2 separate regions of the Homo sapiens genome follow, and region 2 is linked to region 1. A link is a loop called in an ENCODE intact Hi-C map of the cell type or tissue named here. Cell type or tissue: CD4-positive, alpha-beta T cell. All regions are shown on one strand. Links, peaks and the distances in the headings refer to the core of each region. The heading gives the core; the rest is flanking DNA. Region 1 overlaps ARHGAP31 (Rho GTPase activating protein 31). Region 2 overlaps B4GALT4 (beta-1,4-galactosyltransferase 4).

Region 1 (11,068 bases), core at 1,379-9,378:
AGTAGCAAACAACTGAAAATTCTAATTCTGAAGCTCTTAAAGGGTGAGGAGAGAAAAAGTTAGAAATTAAAAGCAAAAGAGATCTGTTTGATATTCAGATTCTCTAATTCTAGGAATAAGAGTGTCTGTATGATAAACTAGCATTCTCTTTGCTAGTTGTCTGTGTCTTTTATATCAGGGGTGCCCAAGCCCTAGGTTACAAACCAACACCTGTCCGTGACCTGTTAGGAACTGGGCTACACAGCAGGAGGTGACTGGCGGGCGAGCCAGCAAAGCTGAGCTCCACCTCCTGTCAGATCAGTGGCATTAGATTTTTGTAGGAGCCTGAACACAATCATGAACTGCACAGGCAATGGATCTAGGTTGCAGGCTCCTTGTGAGAATCTAATGCCTGATGATCTGTCACTGCATATATTACATGTAATAACATATACATATATTTACATTACATATTACAATGTAATAATAATAGAAATAAAGTACACAATAAAGGTAATGTGCTTCAATCATCGCAAAACCATCCCCCTGACCCTGGTCCATGGAAAAATTGTCTTCCACGAAACCGGTCCCCGGTGCCAAAAAGGTCTGGGACCACTGCTGTATATATTATTTATGACTGCCTCCTCCTATAAGGAGGTGCCCACATATTTGACAGTAATCCTTCGTATCATCTTCACATTGAGCCTTAATCCTAAAAAGAGTTGTCTCCTGGTACTCAAGGGGAATTGGTTCCAGGACCCCCATGGATACCAAAATCTATGGATTGTCAAGATCTTGATATAAAACGGTGTAGTATTTGCATGTAATCTATGCACATCCTCTCGTATACTTTAAATCATCTCTAGATTACTTATATCTAATACAACATAAATGCTATGTAAATAGTTGTTACACTGTATTGTTTAGGGAATAATGACAAGAGAAAAAGCCTGTACGTGTTCAGTACACACACAGCCATCCTTTTTTTTCTGAATATTTTCAATCCTCAGTTGGCTGAATCCAAGGATGCAGAACCCACAAATATGGGTGTCTGACTGTATATCTGGTGAAAATTACTTCTAAAGACAGTGCTGAGAGCAGAGGTATAACAACTGTGAGTGAGAAGAGGAGTAAGCAGGTTTGGATAATTGCAATATCTGGCCTCTGAAATGAATGCTGGTTCCCCATAGGAGGCATTTCAGAGAATACTAAGTAATTTTTGAGCTGCAAAACTTCAGGATAAAAGCTTGAATATCATCACCCCTTGCTGTTTTAACAAACCACAAATTGCTACTATTTTTTGCCTGATTTTATATAAGGAATAATATATTATCTATAAAGGTAAAAGTGTAGTCTCTCTGCAGAAAGCATATCTTTTTGTTGGGATCTGTCAGAGATATGGAGAGAAAATTGAGGAAGAGGCCAATGTGAGTCTCTAAAATACTTTACATCTTATCCCTCAAGTATGTTCCCTGGAGCAAAACAGAAGCTCATAGAAATTCAGATATCTTGATTTGCACCATAAAATAGTGTCCAGAAACCTAGACACTGCAGCAGAGCTTGGTGTCCCATTTTTGGTGAGTTATTCTATTTGAGGTTACAGTAAAAGCCCTAGGGAGGACTTCTCTGGGCTGGGTTCTGAAGAACGCAGGAGAGAAGCATCTCCTGGGGACAATTTACATCCTGGACGGAGAATGCAAAGGCAGAAGGGGTGTTCTGAAGAGAACTGTGAGGAGTTTACCTGATTAGAGAGGGTGATGTTGGGGGAGGGGTCACGAAGAACTTAGCATTCCTTGCTATAGACAAACAATTAGATCTGTGTTTTCAAAAGCTCATTGGAGCAGCTGGCAGGCAGCTGGATTGAAGAGATTCCTGGAGTCCTGATAACAATGGGCTGTCCCTCCTCCCTGACCTCTTCAATTGCCCCATGAGCCGCTCCCAAATTTAACAAACTATTTAAAGAAGATCTCCAAGTGTAGTCCTGAGAATTTGCAGGGGAATCTCCTGGAGTCTGCACTCTTCTTAAGCTCCTGGGAGGCCCTTTTGCTCAGAAATATATGAGAACCTCCAGGAGAATGCTTTCTGGGCAGGCTTCCCTGCTTCCATTTCCACTATTGAGAATGGTCATCTATTCAAGCCCTGAGTCTTGTGGTAAATTTTCTTTACATAGATGGATAATCTTAAAGCATGAACACCAAAGAGATTTCAGTGCTAATAGAAGGGGATGAGATTTGGTGATTTTTTTTCTTTTGCTCATCTTTATTTTTAACTTGCACTACTTGTAGAATAAGAAAACTGTTAACTAAAATAAATGTAATGAGCACTCTGCATTTGCAAACACTGAACAAGCTCATGGAAGAAATGAATTGCCTGAAAAGGGTTACAAACTGCAGGGAAGTGCCGTTGTTTTCAGCAGGAAAGAGAGGCCTGGTAACAACAGGAAGCGCTGGGAGGCCTCAGTACCAAGGCTTCCAAGCAAAGCGGTTCTGGAAACAATGGCTGCCTGTGGCTCGGGAATATTGGGCAGGAAATGAAAGGATGCTGGTGTGGGGGCTGGGGCACAGCGAGGAACTGATAAGCTTTACCTGGCTGTTCTTCACATAGTCGTAGCTGGCCCAAGATGACGTCATTTTTTATAAATGTTCCCCATCTCCCGTCAGTAAAATTGATTTTAGAAAAATACAAAAACGAGAAGCCCCCATAGTGCCGTAGGTCTGGAAACCATTAGGAAGCTCTACAGCCTGGGAAACCAGAGGGTACAATAAGCAAAAGGGATTTCTCACTCTTAGGGCATGGTGAGATCAGTGCAGAGAGGACCTTCAGATGAACTAGGCGTCTTTTAGAGCTAAGTCCCTGGAGGATTCCAGCCCCCGTAAAAATAAAAATAGCCTTGGGGTTAAGGGGAGTCTAGCCATAGCAAAGGAGATATGTATAAACCTCTTGAGATTGAAGTTTATATTTTATTTAACAGAAATTTCCGTTTATATGGGTGGAGTGAGCTGGGGAACCATTAACAGTACAAATGAGAAACAAAAACAAAACAAACAAACAAAAAATTACCCTAATGTTTTGTCCTGAAAGACCTAGCTGTAAACCAGAGCTGGTAGGAGTCAGGACCTGAACACTGGCAGATAGAAACCGAATCTGCCTTCTTAATTTCCAGCCCAGCCTCTCCTCCCAGTGTCATCCAAGAAGCTGACAGATCCTAGAAGGAGGTTAGACCTGGAAGAAACACAAGGATCCAGAAATCATTTGGATCCAGAACTTGTTTCTAGCACAGATGAAAGTCTGAGGCTGGCAGTGGCTGATTTGCTGGAGGACATACAACTGGTTCATGTTGCTGTAACTGTTGGGTACCCCAGCACCTACTGCCTGGAAGATACCTAGGGGAATTCAAAGAAGAGGAAAGTTACTCTCCTAAAAGGTCAAGAATCTCATACGTGTAGATTAGGGCAAGAATCCATGTTTCTTAATTTGTTATCTAAGTCGTTCTCTCTCATCAAGTTGCACTTAGTTGTGAAGTCAGTCTCTACCTTCTGCTGCTTTCTGGTCTTCCTCATTCTTGGTCTGTGACTTGGTTTCCCTAGTGTGGAGGTTATGCTTATAAAATGTACTGGAAAGTGCATGAATTTTGGATTCAAACAGACTTATAACTGCACCCCAGTTTGCCACTAGCTGTTTGAGCTTGGACAAGTTGTCTAACCATACAGAATGTTAGCTTCCCATCTGAAAATAGGAGTAGTAATGCCTACATCTCAGAGTTTTAAGAATTAAATGAAATAATGATGGTTAATTCATCCCCATAAGCACCCATGAGGTATGCAAGAAAAAAAAAGAGAGGTGGCCTGGACACACTCAGAGTAGAAAAAAATTTACATTGTCCTCATTCTTAAGATGATCAGTGTTAGTGAAGCATACAGTTCAAGAAACAAGTTTGCTTCTCTCTCATTAATCTGCTCAGTTCACGACCTTCTCCCCTGGGGCTCACTCTCAGGCACATGCGGCCGTTCTCTGTATCCATTAGCACTTAAGAGCCTCCACCAGTGGTATCCCAAGGAGCAGGTGGCAAGAAAGCTGCTCATCCAGTAAATAAAACTTTGATCAGGTGATTCCACTGATGTGTGCTTTATGCAGTTAAACTGAGGATTTAAATGATTTTAAATGAGTTGTTGTTGCCTAGGAATGTGCTGGGGATTGACTGAGATCTTTCTGTCCTCCATCAGCAGCCCCATGGAGTGAGTGATGTCTCCCCCTACAAATCTCCTAATAACAAAGCTTTCTCCACAGACAGTAGAAAGGATGAACCACATAAGCCTTTATCAATTACACAAAGCACAGCAGCTTCATCAATGGGACAAAACCCTTCTGTACAGTTTCTATGTACAAGATGAATAGGGCCAGCTCTAAGACCAAGGTCACATGGGGATGTCTTGCAGGTTTGTTTTCTATGTTCACAGCATTTGAATCTTTTTCTCTACTCAGCACCACCCTTCCTCAGCCACAACCACTCCCACCCCAAACACACACACCCAGAGGCACCCTGTGGGAGTCCCTCTTAAGCTCTCCCCACTGGCTCATTCGCTACTGATGACTTGTGGACCCAGACACTTTCATCACTCTCAACCAGTCTTTTATGTGTGAGTCAGATAGGCTCTTACCTTTCCTAAAGAAATTTCAGGCAACAGCTAGAGAAGAGTGAGTCCTCTCACTTCCCCTTTCGTTGACGAACCACGAGAGGTTGTCCCTTCTGACCCTAAAGGGACTCCTTATTTTTTTCTTTTTGTGGCAAGTCTTTTCTTCTAGATTACCTCCCCTCCCTCTTCCCACACACACACACACACAAAAGCCTATTTCTTTGAAGGGAAGAACTTCAGGGTTGGCCCTGATGAGGAAGCTGAAGGTCTAGTCCCAAAGCTGCCAGTATTGGACATTATTCTACAGGCAATGGGAAGCTATTGATTGTTTTGGTGTAGGGGAGCTTTATCATCAAGGTAGTGTTTTAGAAAGATTTATCTGGAAGTAGAGATCAAGATAGAATGCAATCTTCCCAGACAGTCAGTAAAAATGCCCCCAAGTTCCCTAATGTTTCTCTTCCACTGGACTGGTCTAGTCAGCATTCCTGGAATTCACCACATTATTTCTTGCCTTTCACCTTGTTTATACTATTCTCTGTTTCCTGCCCCAAAAGAAAGTGTATGACATTTACTAAGTACTTATTATATGCTAGGCACTTAGATGAGCGGTCTGCATGTATTGTAATGTATATTGCGTCACGTCAATTACATCATATGATAGCATCTCACATCATATCAAATCATTCCTCTGCACCAGTGTCAGAGTTCTTATTGCAGCACCTTGACTGGTTGTTTATCCACTTAGCTCACAACACTGTGAGCCCCTGAGCATGAGGGTCCTGTCTCAGCACTCCCCAACGTGGTCCCTCTCAAGACAGCTGGCTCTCTAAAAACGCACACAATTTCCTGTTCTTGTTCAACATCTAAAAGCTCTGCCTGACTTCCCCACCAGCTGTAATCTTTTTAAAAGAACTTTTGTTACAATTTTTGTGCCTGTCTAGGGCCCTTAGCATATTTTGTTTGATATGTTCATACTGGCCAAGTGACGTAATACCTCTGAGCTTCAGTTTCTTCATTTACAAAACAGAGATAAATACCTCCCTCATAAGGTGACTGTGAGGATTGCACTGGGTACAAATAATGGATAAGAAGTGTATAGCTAGGCTGGGCACGGTGGCTCACGCCTGTAAGCCCAGCACTTTGGGAGGCCAAGGCGGGTGGATCACGAGATCAGGAGTTCAAGACCAGCCTGGCCAAGATGGTGAAACCCTGTCTCTACTAAAAATACATGGTGGTATGGGCCTGTAATCCCAGCTGCTCCAGAGGCTGAGGCAGAGAATTGCTTAAACCTGGAAGGACGGAGGTTGCAGTGAGCCAAGATTGCACCACTGCACTCCAGCCTGGGTGACAGAGCAAGACTCCATCTCAAAAAAAAAAAAAAAAAAAAAAGTGTGTAGCTCAGGGACCACTGCATACTAGTTTCACAATAATTACCCATTCCCTTCTTGGCTTCTTGAAGGCAAAGATCTTATTACCTTTTGTTCCTCTAGATGGGCCCTCAGTGCATCTGCTTTGGTAGAAGGAGAATCGCTGTCATTGGGAAAGAGACAGCATTGACAGCAGAGACCTGAGGGCCCCGGCAGGGATAAGTCACAGAGTGGACCAGAGGAGGACCTGGACACCTCTGCAGGAAAGTGCTGGTTTGGCTTGGCATCTGAGAGCCTAAAAATGAGGAGGGCAGGGACCCCCACCCGGGGAACCGGGCTCCAGGCTGCCTTGCTCAGCAGGATAGCAGAGCTAGTCCTCAGCCATCCCAGGCCAGCAGGTTGGGCAAATATTTCTGCTTCACAAGGGGTAATAACCTCAACAGGGTCACTGGAAAGGACTTCAGCAAACATTTAGAACTTGGGTCACTGATTTCAGAAGCCCCTCCATCTTCCTAAATGAAACTTGTTTTGTAAAATCCCATTTCTTTCTTTTAAAAAAAATGCTTTTACTATATCCCCTTCACAGAAAATTTAGAAAAGCAAAATTAAAAATAGAGAAAAGCAAAAATCATTGATTTTCTACCACTTAGCAGTAACTACTATTAACATTTCAGTGTGTGTGTGTGGTTTGTGTGTGTGTGTGTGTGTGTGTGTGTGTGGTTTTTATGTGTGTGTGTGAGGCAGAGTTTCGCCCTTGTTGCCCAGGCTAAAGTGCAGTGGTGCCATCTCAGCTCACTGCAACCTCCGCCTGCCTCCTGGGTTCAAGTGATTCTCCTGCCTCAGCCTCCCGAGTAGCTGGTATTACAGGCACCCGCCACCATGCCGGGCTAATTTTTTTTTTTTTTTTTTTTGTATTTTTTAGCAGAGATGGAGTTTCACCATGTTGGTCAGGCTGGTCTTGAACTCCTGACCTCAGGTGATCCACCTGCCATTGTGTGTCATTTTTTATTATTTAATATACTGGGGAAGAGGTAGTTTTTAAAGAGACATTCTGTACTCTATATTTATATATAATTTTAATTTTTCAAACTTTTTTGCTATTTTTTTTTCAAAAGGAACTTAAAAATAGATATTAACCATGAGCTGTTGAACACTTAAAGATCAGACCTGTAGTGGTAGGATTTCAGGCATTTTGGCAGTCAACGGCAAGGAGCCAATCCACTCTCCTCAAATCACACCTCCAAAGTTGCCACTATAGGACCTGCCTTCCTGTTGGGGAGTGTTTGAACCATGGTAGGTGTAGCTTGGGGCTTTTTCTATTCTTCATCACTTGTGGTATCACAGAAAAAGCATGGGCTTTGGCAGCACACACACCTGGGTTTGGATCCCAACTCTGGCACTTCCTAGCTCCAGGCCATTGGGCAATTTATCTATTCTCTCTGAGAATCAACTTTCCTATTTTCAAAATGGAGATCATTTTGTCTGTTTCATGGGTTGTCTACAGTTATAGAATGGAGAATGCTATAAAACAAACAAACAAATAAAAACCCACCTAAAGCCATGCTTGACACTTAGTAACTATTTTCTTTGAGGAATCCAGATAGCAAAGGAGCCCAGAAAATCCATCTGGAGAAAAATGACCAAGCTCCTGTTCAGGAAAACATTTTGAGTGCTTCTGTTTTCTTTTTTTTTTTTTTAATTTCTTTTTTTTTATTATACTTTAAGTTTTAGGGTACATGTGCACAACGTGCAGGTTTGTTACATAGGTATACATGTGCCATGTTGGTGTGCTGCACTCATTAACTCGTCATTTGCATTAGGTATATCTCTAATGCTATCCCTCCCCTATCCCCCCATCTCACGACAGGCCCCGGTGTGTGATGTTCCCCACCCTGTGTCCAAGTGTTCTCATTGTTCAATTCCGACCTATGAATGAGAACATGTGGTGTTTGGTTTTCTGTCTTTGCGATAGTTTGCTCAGAATGATGGTTTCCAGCTTCATCCATGTCCCTACAAAGGACATGAACTCATCCTTTTTTATGGCTGCATAGTATTCCATGGTGTATATGTGCCACATTTTCTTAATCCAGTCTATCACTGATGGACATTTGGATTGGTTCCAAGTCTTTGCTATTGTGAATAGAGAGTACTTCTGTTTTCAAGGCTATTCTAGATGAATAAGACACGGGACTGTCCTCATTGTCCCCAAGGAGCTCACAACTTAGTAATGGAGATGAATCAGAAACAAGCAACACCTCACACTTGGTGCTAGACACAGAGTAGGCTTGCAGTAAATATCTGCAGGATTAAATTTATTCGACAATTTTCTTCAGAAAAGGTAATATATTCCTATAGTTCAAAATTCAAAAGTACAAAAGAATATACAGTGAGAAGTCTCTCTCTTACTCAAAGGGCTAGCCCCAGCTTCCAGTTTCTTTCCTGTAGACAACTAAAATTATTGCTTTCTTATGTATTCTTCCATAGATATTGAATGCATATATAAATAGATGTGCATATTTAATCTTTCATTCTCTCTTAACAACAACAACAAAAAAAACCATGGCTGGGCACGGTGGCTCACACCTATAATCCCAGCACTTTGGGAGGCCGAGGCAGGTAGATCACCTGAGGTCGGGAGTTCAAGACCAGCCTGGCCAACATAGTGAAACCCAGTCTCCACTAAAAATACAAAAATTAGCCAGGTGTGGTGGCACACACCTGTAATCCCAGCTACTCAGGAGGCTAAGGCAGGAGAATCACTTGAACCCAGGAGGCAGAGGTTGCAGTGAGCTGAGATTGTGCTACTGCACCCCAGCCTGGGTGACAGAGTAAGACTCTGTCTCAAAAAAAAAAAGAAAAAAAAAGAAAAAACAACCAGATGCTAGCATACCATTATTCTGGTCTGCCTAACAATATATCTGAGACCACTCTATGTCTGTACATAAAAGTTTTCTCATTCTTTTTAGTGACCACATAGTATTCCACTATGTGAATCTTCCATTATTTATGTTAGCAACCTGCTGTTGATGACAATCTTGTGCAATTATGAAAACTGTTGTAATGAATAGCCTTGCACATACCTTACATGTCACATGTACAAGAATATCTGTGGGATAAATTTCTAGAAGAAGAATGACTGGGTCAAAAGCTATGTGCACTTATAATTTTAACAGATATTGTCAAATTGCCCTCCAGAGGTTGTATCAATCTCCCCTGCCAGTTGCAGTGCATGAGAGTACTTGTTTTCCCATAGCCTTGCCAACACTGTGTGTTAACAAACTTAGGTACCTTTGCCAATCTGAGAAGTGAAAAATGATATATCAGTGCAGTTTTAATTTGCAGTGGAATTGAATTTAGATAATTCTAGAAAGTGCCACAAAGGGAGGAGGCACAGGAGAGATAAGAACACGGAGGAAGGAGAACCTAGTTCTGCCTGAGGAAGGCTTTATAGAGAAGTTGAGGCTTGAGCTGAATCCCAAAAGATAAGCAGGAGGAGTTTCTCAGTGGAGAAGAGGCAATGGGCTCAGACGAGGGAGTATCGGGTGCAAAGCCAGGAAGGTGTGAAGGTGCAGAGCATATTCAGGAAGTGGCAGGCTGTCCAGCGTGGCTGGAACACCGCATTCCTGTGTGGGGCTGAGAGGGAGGGAAAGCTCAGCAATCGGTGATGAGACTGGCAGGGGGGAGTGTGGCCAGATTGTGGAAAACCTCCTAGGCCTCCCTCTAAATCAAATCTCAGTTTTTAAAAGATAAAATATATTCCCTGTCTGTAGGAACTAAAGAGAAAACAGAACTAAAGCCCATTCTACCCAAAACAAATTCGAAAGTGAAATAATAATAAAACAATCGCTTTGAATCCTGTAGGGAAAATGAGAAGTACAGTATAAACACTTCTCACTCTTTTTTTCCTCTTTTTCTCCTGGAAGGAGGTTATACTTGAGTTAAATGTATATAGTTTCTAACTAACCGTTCCCAAAGGGTGGTTTCAAAAATGTTCTGAGCCAGATAATGGTCTAGTTTCTCAAAGGATAGTGCTGCTTTGGATTTATATGTTCTCATCTATAACAATAAGAAACAGTTGCATTACTTATAACATCACTCTTTATGCATGTGCATAATGATGAACCATTATTCCAATAACCAATGATGAAGGATGTGGACAATATAAATCAGAAATAAGAAGCTTTTCTCCTGATACAAAAAGCACAAGCAACAAAAGAAAAACATAGATAAATTGGACTTCACTGAAATGTAAAACTTCTGTGCTTCAAAGAACACCATCAAGAAAGTGAAAAGACCACCCACAGCATAGGAGAAAATATTTGCCAATCATAGGTCTAATAAGAGTCTAGTATTCAGAATATATAAAGAAATCATAACCCAGCAAAGACCACCCAACTAAAAATGGACAAATTATCCAAATAGACATTTCTTCAAAAGAGATATACAAACGGCCAGTAAGCACAAGAAAAGATGTTCTACATTGTTATCAGGGAAATGCAAACCAAACTGCAATGATACCACTTCACAACTACTAGGATGACAATAAAAAAGATAGACAACAAGTCTTGACAAGGATATGGAAAATTGGAACCCTCATCCATTGCTGGTGGGAATGTAAAATGGCACAACTATTGTGGAAAACAGTTTGGCAGTGCCTCAAAAGTTAAATGTAGAGTCACCATACGACCTAGCCATTTCACCCCTTGGATATATATCCAAGAGAATTGAAAACATATATCCATACAAAAACTTGTACGTAAAGGTTCATAGCAACAATATTCCTAATAGCAAAAAGTGGAAATAACTCAAATTTCTATCAACTGGTGAATGAATAAACAAAATGAAGGCTTTATTTGGAATTTTATTCAGCCATAAAAATGAATGAAATACTGACACATGCTACAACATGGACGGACCTTGAAAACACTATGCTAAATAAAAGAAGTCCGTCACAAAGGCCACATATTTTAAGATCTCATTTATAGGAAATGTCCAAAACGGGCAAACCCATAGAAAATAGAACGTTGATTAGTGGCTGTTGGAGCTGGGAGAAGGGGAAATGGGCAGTAACTACTAATGGATATGGGT
Region 2 (8,000 bases), core at 1-8,000, 130 kb before region 1:
AGGGAGAGGGAACCTACATATTAAAAGAGATCATTCAAATGCAATGTGGACCTTGTTTAGACACTGATCTGATCAACTGGTTTTAAAAATAAAAAAGTACTTAACACTGACTAGACATTTGATGACATTAAGGAGATATTGTTAATTTTATTCTAGGTATGATAATGGTATTCTGATTCCTTTTTTAAAATTGCTTATATTTTAAGAATACATACTGAAGCAGTTACACATGAAATGCTATGACATCTGTGACACATTTCTAAATCCAGTGGGGTAAGAAAAAAACTGAGGGAAAGAAGAGAGGCCATGAGTTGAGAACTGTAGACGTGAGGGTTCAGTGCACCACTTTCTCTCCTTTTGTGTCTGTTTGAAAATTTGCTTAATAAAAATCTTTTAACACAATGAACTGGCTCAAATCTGATCGAATTCAACATAGTCCTTATTGACAGAACAGACTAGGGAGGTAGCCTGCTAGGCAGGTGAAGCCAGGACTTACCGTTCTGCGTTCACCTCATTGCCTTTGTCTCTAGTGTGGAAGACCATTGTATATTTACCCACTTCAGGCAGGGGCCGGGAAATTTTCATTCTTTGGAGCTCAACCCTAGAAAAATAATAGAGATTTTTTTAAAGTCCATCCTATTTATCTACCACTAGGCAAATAAAAAGCATCATTTGCGAAAATTTATACACACACACGCACATACACACACACACACACACACACACACAGTGTCACAAACAGCTTGATTATTGGAGTATTAAAAAAAGAAAAACTTCTAAAATTTCCAATTTCTTATAATGGTGGAACTTCAGGCGATAAGCCCAAAAAAGAATGAGATTCAGCATTTATTACTGGGGTACAAAGGAGATGTGTTAGTTTATACTTAGTCATTTTCAAAAAGAAAAAAAAATGATAAAGTACTTATTTCAAAACATCCTGAAGAATAGGAGAATCAAGTCTGTTAGGATCCCCAATTTACTTAGAGTTGCCTTCTTTTAACAAAGAAAGGAATGGCCATTTATGGTCACAAGTTTTAAAGCTACAATTCTAGGTTCAAATCTGGACTCTGTTATTTACAACCTCAGTAAGTCAGTTCACAGTTCCAGGTCTCAGTTCCCTCATCTGTAAAATGGCAATGGTGATAGGGAGTTGATTTCAAATATTCAAATGATATAATCTGCATGGAACATGCTTGTACTCTGCAATGTATTATATGTATTATATAAGTACAAAGAAGGGTAGTGCCTGTTGCACAGGCGAATAAATAAGCAGTAAATCTCAACCAACTTTCATATTCAAATCATCTTAGTTTATCTACCACATTAGTCAAAAACCATTCTGAAGGCCATGATGGTCTTTTCAAATGAAAGCAAAATTGGAGGCTCCCCTCTACTTTGAAGCTGAAGCATAGCAGGAAAGAAGACACTGAAGATATGTGATCAGGGCAAAATTCTACTAATCACCCCAGTGAAGTACATTTAGGGAAGATAATGGGGATTGTTTATCACTAGCCTTTGCTACTCTTGTCCTGAAATGTAGCACGTACCCTCTGTCCAGTTCCTAAGCCATGACCACATAGGCTGCTGATGGGCTGGGCTGTGAAGAGCTGTTGCCCATCACTACGGCCATTTCTGTAGAGCCCCTGGTCAGGGGAATCCACTCCCTCCTGCTAGAAACATTCCAGAGGCTCTCAGCCTAGACATGGGAACAAGAGCAGCATGGAGCCCCTGGGTTCTTTATGATGAGGCAACAAAAAAATTTCTGACAGTCACGTAACTAATAATTCAGAGCCCCAGGTTAGAAATTTCCTTTCCAGCCAGGCACAGTGGCTCACACCTGTAATCCCAACACTTTGGGAGGCCAAGGCAGACAGATCACCTGAGGTCAGGAGTTCGAGATCAGCCTGGCCAATATGGTGAAACCTGGCCTTTACTAAAAATACAAAAAAATTAGCCAGACACGGCGGCACACGCCTGTAGTCCCAGCTACTCGGGAGGCTGAGGCTGGAGAATCACTCAAACCCGGGAGGCAGAGGTTGCGGTGAGTCGAGATCACGTCACTGCACTCCAGCCTGGGTGACAGAGCGAGACTTTGTCTCAAAAAAAAAAAAAAAAAAAAAAAGAATTTCTTTTCCAAGAGGCAACAAGCAGGAGGGAAGGGGGCCTCCTGACACCCAGAATGGCCTTGTGATTACAAGTCTAAAGATACCAGCCTAAGCTCTTGAATAATTACTTATTTCTGGGAGGCAGGGATAACTATAACTATCTGGCCCCCAAATCCAAGTTGAGGGGAAGAAGCTGTGGGTGGAGGCCAGACTTATTCCCTTTGAGCCCCTCAGAGCAGAAAGCAGTCCAAGAGAACCCAGGGTAATGTCAACAGCCCAGAGTCAGGCCTGGGGTCAGGCCACCTGCAGTCTCCACAGCGTGCAGGGCTGCCAGGGCTGCCTAACGCTTGAGGAGAGGACCTCTTTGCCTGCTTCAACATGTGCAGCTCCCCAGAGGCTGCTGGCACTCCCTGCAGGGGGACACTGGGAACTGTGTCCCCAAGGGGTCTGACAGAAAGCATGAGGCTCTTAACAACCCGGTCTCCAAATTGCAGTTCAGCAGACACCTTGCAGTTTGGGGTTTCTCACTCACTGGTGTCTCAGTAAGTCTTTCCCGACAAGTACATGAGGCCTCCACCAACACTTCTGGACCCCAAATGCCCCCAGGCCAGAAGTAAACTGCTACTGGCACAGAATGATGTGGGCCATCCTACCTTCCCTCCACCCCCTGCACCCTTCAAGCCCAAATCTGCAGCCTAGTGACCTGCTGGACTGGCATCTAAAGGAATAAATATAAATGCAGGTCTCCAGAGCCACACTGAGTGCAGAGCCCCGTGAAGGGGACCTTTCTCTGTTGTTCACCTGAGTCTGAGGTCATCGTCTTCGCCTCCCCATCCCCAGTAGTTGTTAGAGAATCCATTCACCTTGAAAAACTGCTCTCTGCTTAGGGCAGTAACACCCCCAAAATATCCACTGTAACGTAACCTGGAGCAAAAGAGATGAGAGAAATGGTAAGAATATTCGCACCAAAGGTCTCTGATTTCAGGGCTGGCGTTCTAGGAACACCTGGGAGACCATGTACTTCCACCCACCCACTCCTGCTTCTCCTGCTTGACACCCACCTCCCAATGCTCCTGGCCTTCCCTGTCTTGTCTTCTTTCCTCTATCTAGACAAACGCTCACCTCTGCTCACTGAGCAAAGTGCCACCCAGCTGTTAATGGTGATGTTTGTGTGTAGAGGCCTATAGAGATACCTGTCAATGTGAACCACACCATCAGATATTGATAAGATTTCATCTCATGTGCCAATCCAAGGAATGGTAACAGTTGCCAAGGGCACTGGGTTAAGAAGGATTCTGAGGCTGCATCCGGGTTCAGCACGAATGCGTGTCATGATGAATATACCTTTCTTTTTTTTCACTTTCACTTTTGCAGGGGAGGGTTGAAGGCAGGAGACAGCTCCCGCACACACTCTGTATGCAAATCTCCACTTCTCAACATGCATCTCCAGCTCAGAGTCTGTTTCCTGGATAACCCAACACATGTCAACACCCTCTGAAGTTTCTGGCCTGCCAACCAGACAGAGTCTAGGTAGTGCTTTTCATGAAAATAGGCTGTACAGAACAAGAATTAGGTTTTGAAAGGAAGGACAGTGAATCATGCTTTAGATAAGCTGAATTTTAGATACACCTGGGGCTTTGCCAGTAGGCAAAAGGATACAGGGTCCAAGCTCACAAGAGAGGAACGACTACAGATATGGCTTTGGAAATAAGCTGTTATCATGTAGTACCTGAAGGCATAGGTCGAGAAATCTCCAACAATCTAGTTGGTGAGAAGAGTACAAAGGGTAGACCCAAGGGGCTCAGCTCTGTGGAACCCTAGGAATACCGAAAAGAAAAAGAGGCAAGAGGAGAAAGATCAGGAGGTAAAAGTTAGAGAGCACCTCCCAGCCTCCCAGTTATATAGGACTCTTATTATCAGTGGACAAATTTGTAAATCTCAGAAATAAAGGTATCCCTTAAATATAACATTTGAACAATTCAGAAATGCAAGTTAAGGTAGCTTAAAAACTTGGATGTTACTAAATAAAAAGATGTGAATATCTAGAGAATTTTTAACTTTAACTTCAGGTCAAACTGTTCCAGGACCGATAAAATATTTATGATTTTCTAGATAAAAAGAAAAACCAAAAGGAGTGATCAATAAACATGTAGACACTGGCCATCAAACAAGTGGCATCCCAAAAGCTAATCTGTAGTTCAGTTGTTTCTTTCTACGTTCTGAGAAAAGACTGGGGACTCTGTTTAACCCATAAGAGAAGCAGATTTACTTATATGCCCCTAACTTAAAATTCTGGGAAATTGTATTTTTGCAGCCTATAATAAAACAAAAAAAAGGAAATAAAGTGCTTAGAAGGTAAATATCACTGACCAAGACATCTACTAGCAGTGTCTCATTACCATAGTTATCAGAATGCATTTTATAGAGGGGAGGGATTCTTAGCTGCCTGAACACCAGCTGCCTGATCAGGATGCGGTAATAAGGCAGGCATAACCTGCTGACACCAACAAGCAATCAGCATGAGAACAAGGGAATGATGTGGTAGATTATCAAAACCAATATCGCCATGTGCAAGACGGCTGGCTAAACACGGGAATGCGGGAGCCCCGCCCTCAGAGTTTATAACCTAATAAGAGAGGTGAACATTATCAGGGTTCTGAGGAGAGAGGTGTCGCCACATCAGGAGGAGGGGGCCTGGAAGGATTCAAATAGGCAGAAAAATGGGGGATCTCCTGGTGACCACAACTCTGTGAGGCAAAGCACAGGAGGGAGAAAGACACAGGCTGCCCGACGACCACCTGGAGAGGGGTGAGCTGGAGTGGGGAGGGGCAGAAGAAGACAAGTCAGCAAGAAGGGTTAAAGAATTGTCTCTCCACGCCTGTAATCCCAGCACTTTGGGAGGCCAAGGCGGACGGATCAAGAGGTCAGGAGATCGAGACCACCCTGGCTAACACTGCGAAACCCCGTCTCCACTAAAAATACAAAAAATTAGCTGGGCGTGGTGGCACGTGCCTGTAGTCCCAGCTACTCAGGAGGCTGAGTCAGGAGAATCCCTTGAACCCGGGAGGTGGAAGTTCCAGTGAGCCAAGATCGCACCGCTGCACTCCAGCCTGGGCAACAGAGTGAGACTCTGTCTCAAAAAAAAAAAAAAAGGAACTGTTTCTCAGGTGCCTGTCAGATGACAACTATCTCTGTGTTTATTGATCTTTGCTTTTGGCTTTTCTTCTTACCTGTAAAAGCATAAATATTTAACTGGCCCTGGAACCTTTTTATTTATTTTTAAAGCCCTGTAAGGCCCAAGGGTGGGGAAAACGTAGTCATAAAATAACAATAGAATCCTTGTAGGAAGGAGGCTGGTACCAAAGGAGTTCTTGCCAGTAAAATTTGCCACTGGCTGGTCCAGAGCTTCATCACTGATCCCATAGGCAGTGAGAAACAAGATTTGTTTCTGGCTTCATCAGAGTCTGAGAGACTTGGGGCAACTTACTTTAACTTCTTCCCTCTGCATGTGTGTAAGGTGAAAACCTTTCTTGCGCTTGTACTTGTGGGGCTGGTGTGACAGTGATGAGGCATGTACTGACTTAAGCTCTGTGGCACTGGGGCACACAGTTGCCAGCACGGGGCAGACACTCAGCTGCCTGGAAATGAACTTGCCTGCCACAGGGACTTTGCCCAAAGCAGCAAAATCAAGTAGTCCAGGAGGAAGGCAACTCCTACCTACATTACTTATACATACCTCTCTCCAGCCACAAAAGATGAGGCTGCTTACATGATACATACAAAAAAGAGAAAATCATAAATGATAAACCAGGACCCTAGAAACATTTAAATCAGAATAGAAAATTAAGATGGGAAATACATTAGAACCCTGATCTGCAAATAAGATTCTTTTCAATTTCTAAAAGAGGGCCATGGATTTGGCTCAGAGCCTCTCGATCAAAAGGGGAAACACATTCAATTACCTGAATCATATTAAGAAAACCTGTCAGTTACTCAACAAAGGCTTTCTGATACCTAGTTATAAAAGAAACATCTGGCCAGTTAGAATGGCAAGTTAGAAACAGCAAGAGTCATACATATGCTGTTTCTCAGAGTGAGCGGCATCTGATGAAATCCATGACTGTGACACCAAAGCATGAGTGAAAATCAGTTCCTGGCAGGAATGTCCAAGAGCTCAGCCTTCTTATGGTTCAGCTTAATAGAAAGATAAAATCTAGAATCCCAGCAAAAAACCTGTCCTTAAGCAATCCTCTGTGATTGCTTAGAAATGAATGGTGCAACCAGGTGTTTAAAAAAATCTGGGCAATGGGAAGTTTAAGATTATCATCTATGGTAAGTGTCTAAGGTACAGGTGTTCTGTGTTGTAAATAGTGACATCTTACTACAGAGTAAGTGAACAGATGGTGACATGCTTTTGAAAAAACCAAGTTGCCCAGCCATGATACACTGCTTTCCTCAATGCAGAAGTGACTCAAAGAAACCAGAAAACAAAACCCCTAGATAATAAGATTAGATCCAAAGATCAAGTTTCCCCAAAGAAAAAAATCATGGGATTCTCTCCTTGCCCTCTGGATCCACAGCCCCCGCCCTAACTCAGACATGTGGCGTCTCTCCCCTCAGCTTTCCCCTCTTCCCTTGCTTCATCTGATACATTCAAAATCAGCTGAACCAAGCTTTCTCCCATCCTTCCCCAGCTGTAACGTGTCAACAGCTCCCCAACCCCTGCCACAGCAACTTCGAACTCCATATCAGACTAAAGAAGGCCTGCGTAATCTGGCTCCTGCTTAGCCTCAGTTCTTGCCTCTCCTCGCAGACATTCCTTCTAGAATACCAGTGAACTATTGCATTTTCCCCAAAACTGCGCTGTGCTCTCTGGCATGTCTTGGAACTCTGCTGAGAAGCTCTTGTTGTTCCACAAGATTAAGGTACCACCTTACCTGGGGAACAGCTTTAAACCCTTCCCTTCAAGGTGTTTCTTAAAGACACTGTGCTCTCACCCACCATAGTTTGTTCTAGGTGTTTATGTCCTGCAGCTTACACACAGCCGGGGTTTAAAGTCAGTACCTGAGGCAACAGTCACCTACATCAATGTTACTTAAGAATTCTCTTAAATTGCCCAAAGTGAGAGAGCAACACAGAAGCCCAGAACAAATGAGGTATCAAGAGACTCACTTTCCACTTCACACTCACGTAGAGTACATACTGGTGGAATCTCCAGCATTATTTGATAGTTTCACAGTTCTTTCTCTCCTGCCTTCTTCTTCCTCTCTTCATTTGTCCCTCTCTCCCCTCCTTACCAAGTGCTTATAGTTGTATTTGCAGAAATGCAAAATTAACGCAACTCCACTGTAGCTACCTGTCTCCCCACACTGACACTCAACGGGGAGCCCTGTGAGGGCAGGTGCTCTGCCTTATTCAAACTGGTCTTATGGCCTCCAGCACAGTCAGCACCACAGATATGAGCACCCATGAACAGCAGGGCCTGGGGAAAGCTGACAGGTAAGTGTGCACACAAATGAGGGAATATAGTGTTTCATTTGCAGAGAAACATTCTGTGTCACTATTCCCGCTTGGTTGTGCTTGAATAGGAGCTGGTGAATCAAATAAGGCTGAAAAGCAGCTACACCCTTCTTAAGGGTGGAGGGGATGGGGAATGAAGACACAGATGATGGCATCTGGCACTTCTCACAGTGGCTTTGAGAGAAATGAACTTGTCCTGGGTGTCCTGGCTCCCGAGAAGACTACTCAGAGGACATGCCCTCCCCCACCTCTCCCCATACTCTAGAAAGAGGCCACAGTCTGGAAAGTGATGTCTCAACAGAGGTCTCACTAAGGACACCAGCCTGTTGCCTCCTAGAGGGGGAGTCAGGAATAGACAAACAAGTTACTTGCATT

Evidence for each region. A loop is a pair of places that touch in the nucleus more often than their neighbours do. Peaks named below come from ENCODE experiments on the same cell type or tissue, not always from the same donor. Only the 100,000 strongest peaks of a DNase experiment are listed, where the experiment ranks them.
Region 2: a loop joins it to region 1, with 4 times the contacts of the local background. A loop is called at or near these places in 1 of 110 quality-filtered maps.

What each region holds. Positions count from the first base shown.
Region 1 is chr3:119,347,808-119,358,875 of GRCh38, forward strand. All of the region lies in intron 1 of ARHGAP31 (Rho GTPase activating protein 31), which reads left to right. Among named protein-coding and RNA genes, the nearest start is that of ARHGAP31-AS1, 31 kb to the left of the region's middle. RefSeq lists enhancers at 1,415-2,239, 3,761-4,458, 4,256-4,305. In CD4-positive, alpha-beta T cell, for the core only: CTCF peaks have their summits at 5,665 and 5,872; DNase peaks (open chromatin) are centred at 4,564 and 5,634.
Region 2 is chr3:119,215,744-119,223,743 of GRCh38, forward strand. B4GALT4 (beta-1,4-galactosyltransferase 4) reads right to left here. Exons shown (of 8, transcript NM_003778.4): 6 at 2,907-3,029; 7 at 497-601. Among named protein-coding and RNA genes, the nearest start is that of B4GALT4-AS1, 6.7 kb to the right of the region's middle. In CD4-positive, alpha-beta T cell, for the core only: no CTCF peak of the experiment used is centred there; a DNase peak (open chromatin) is centred at 3,518; H3K27ac peaks cover 861 bases.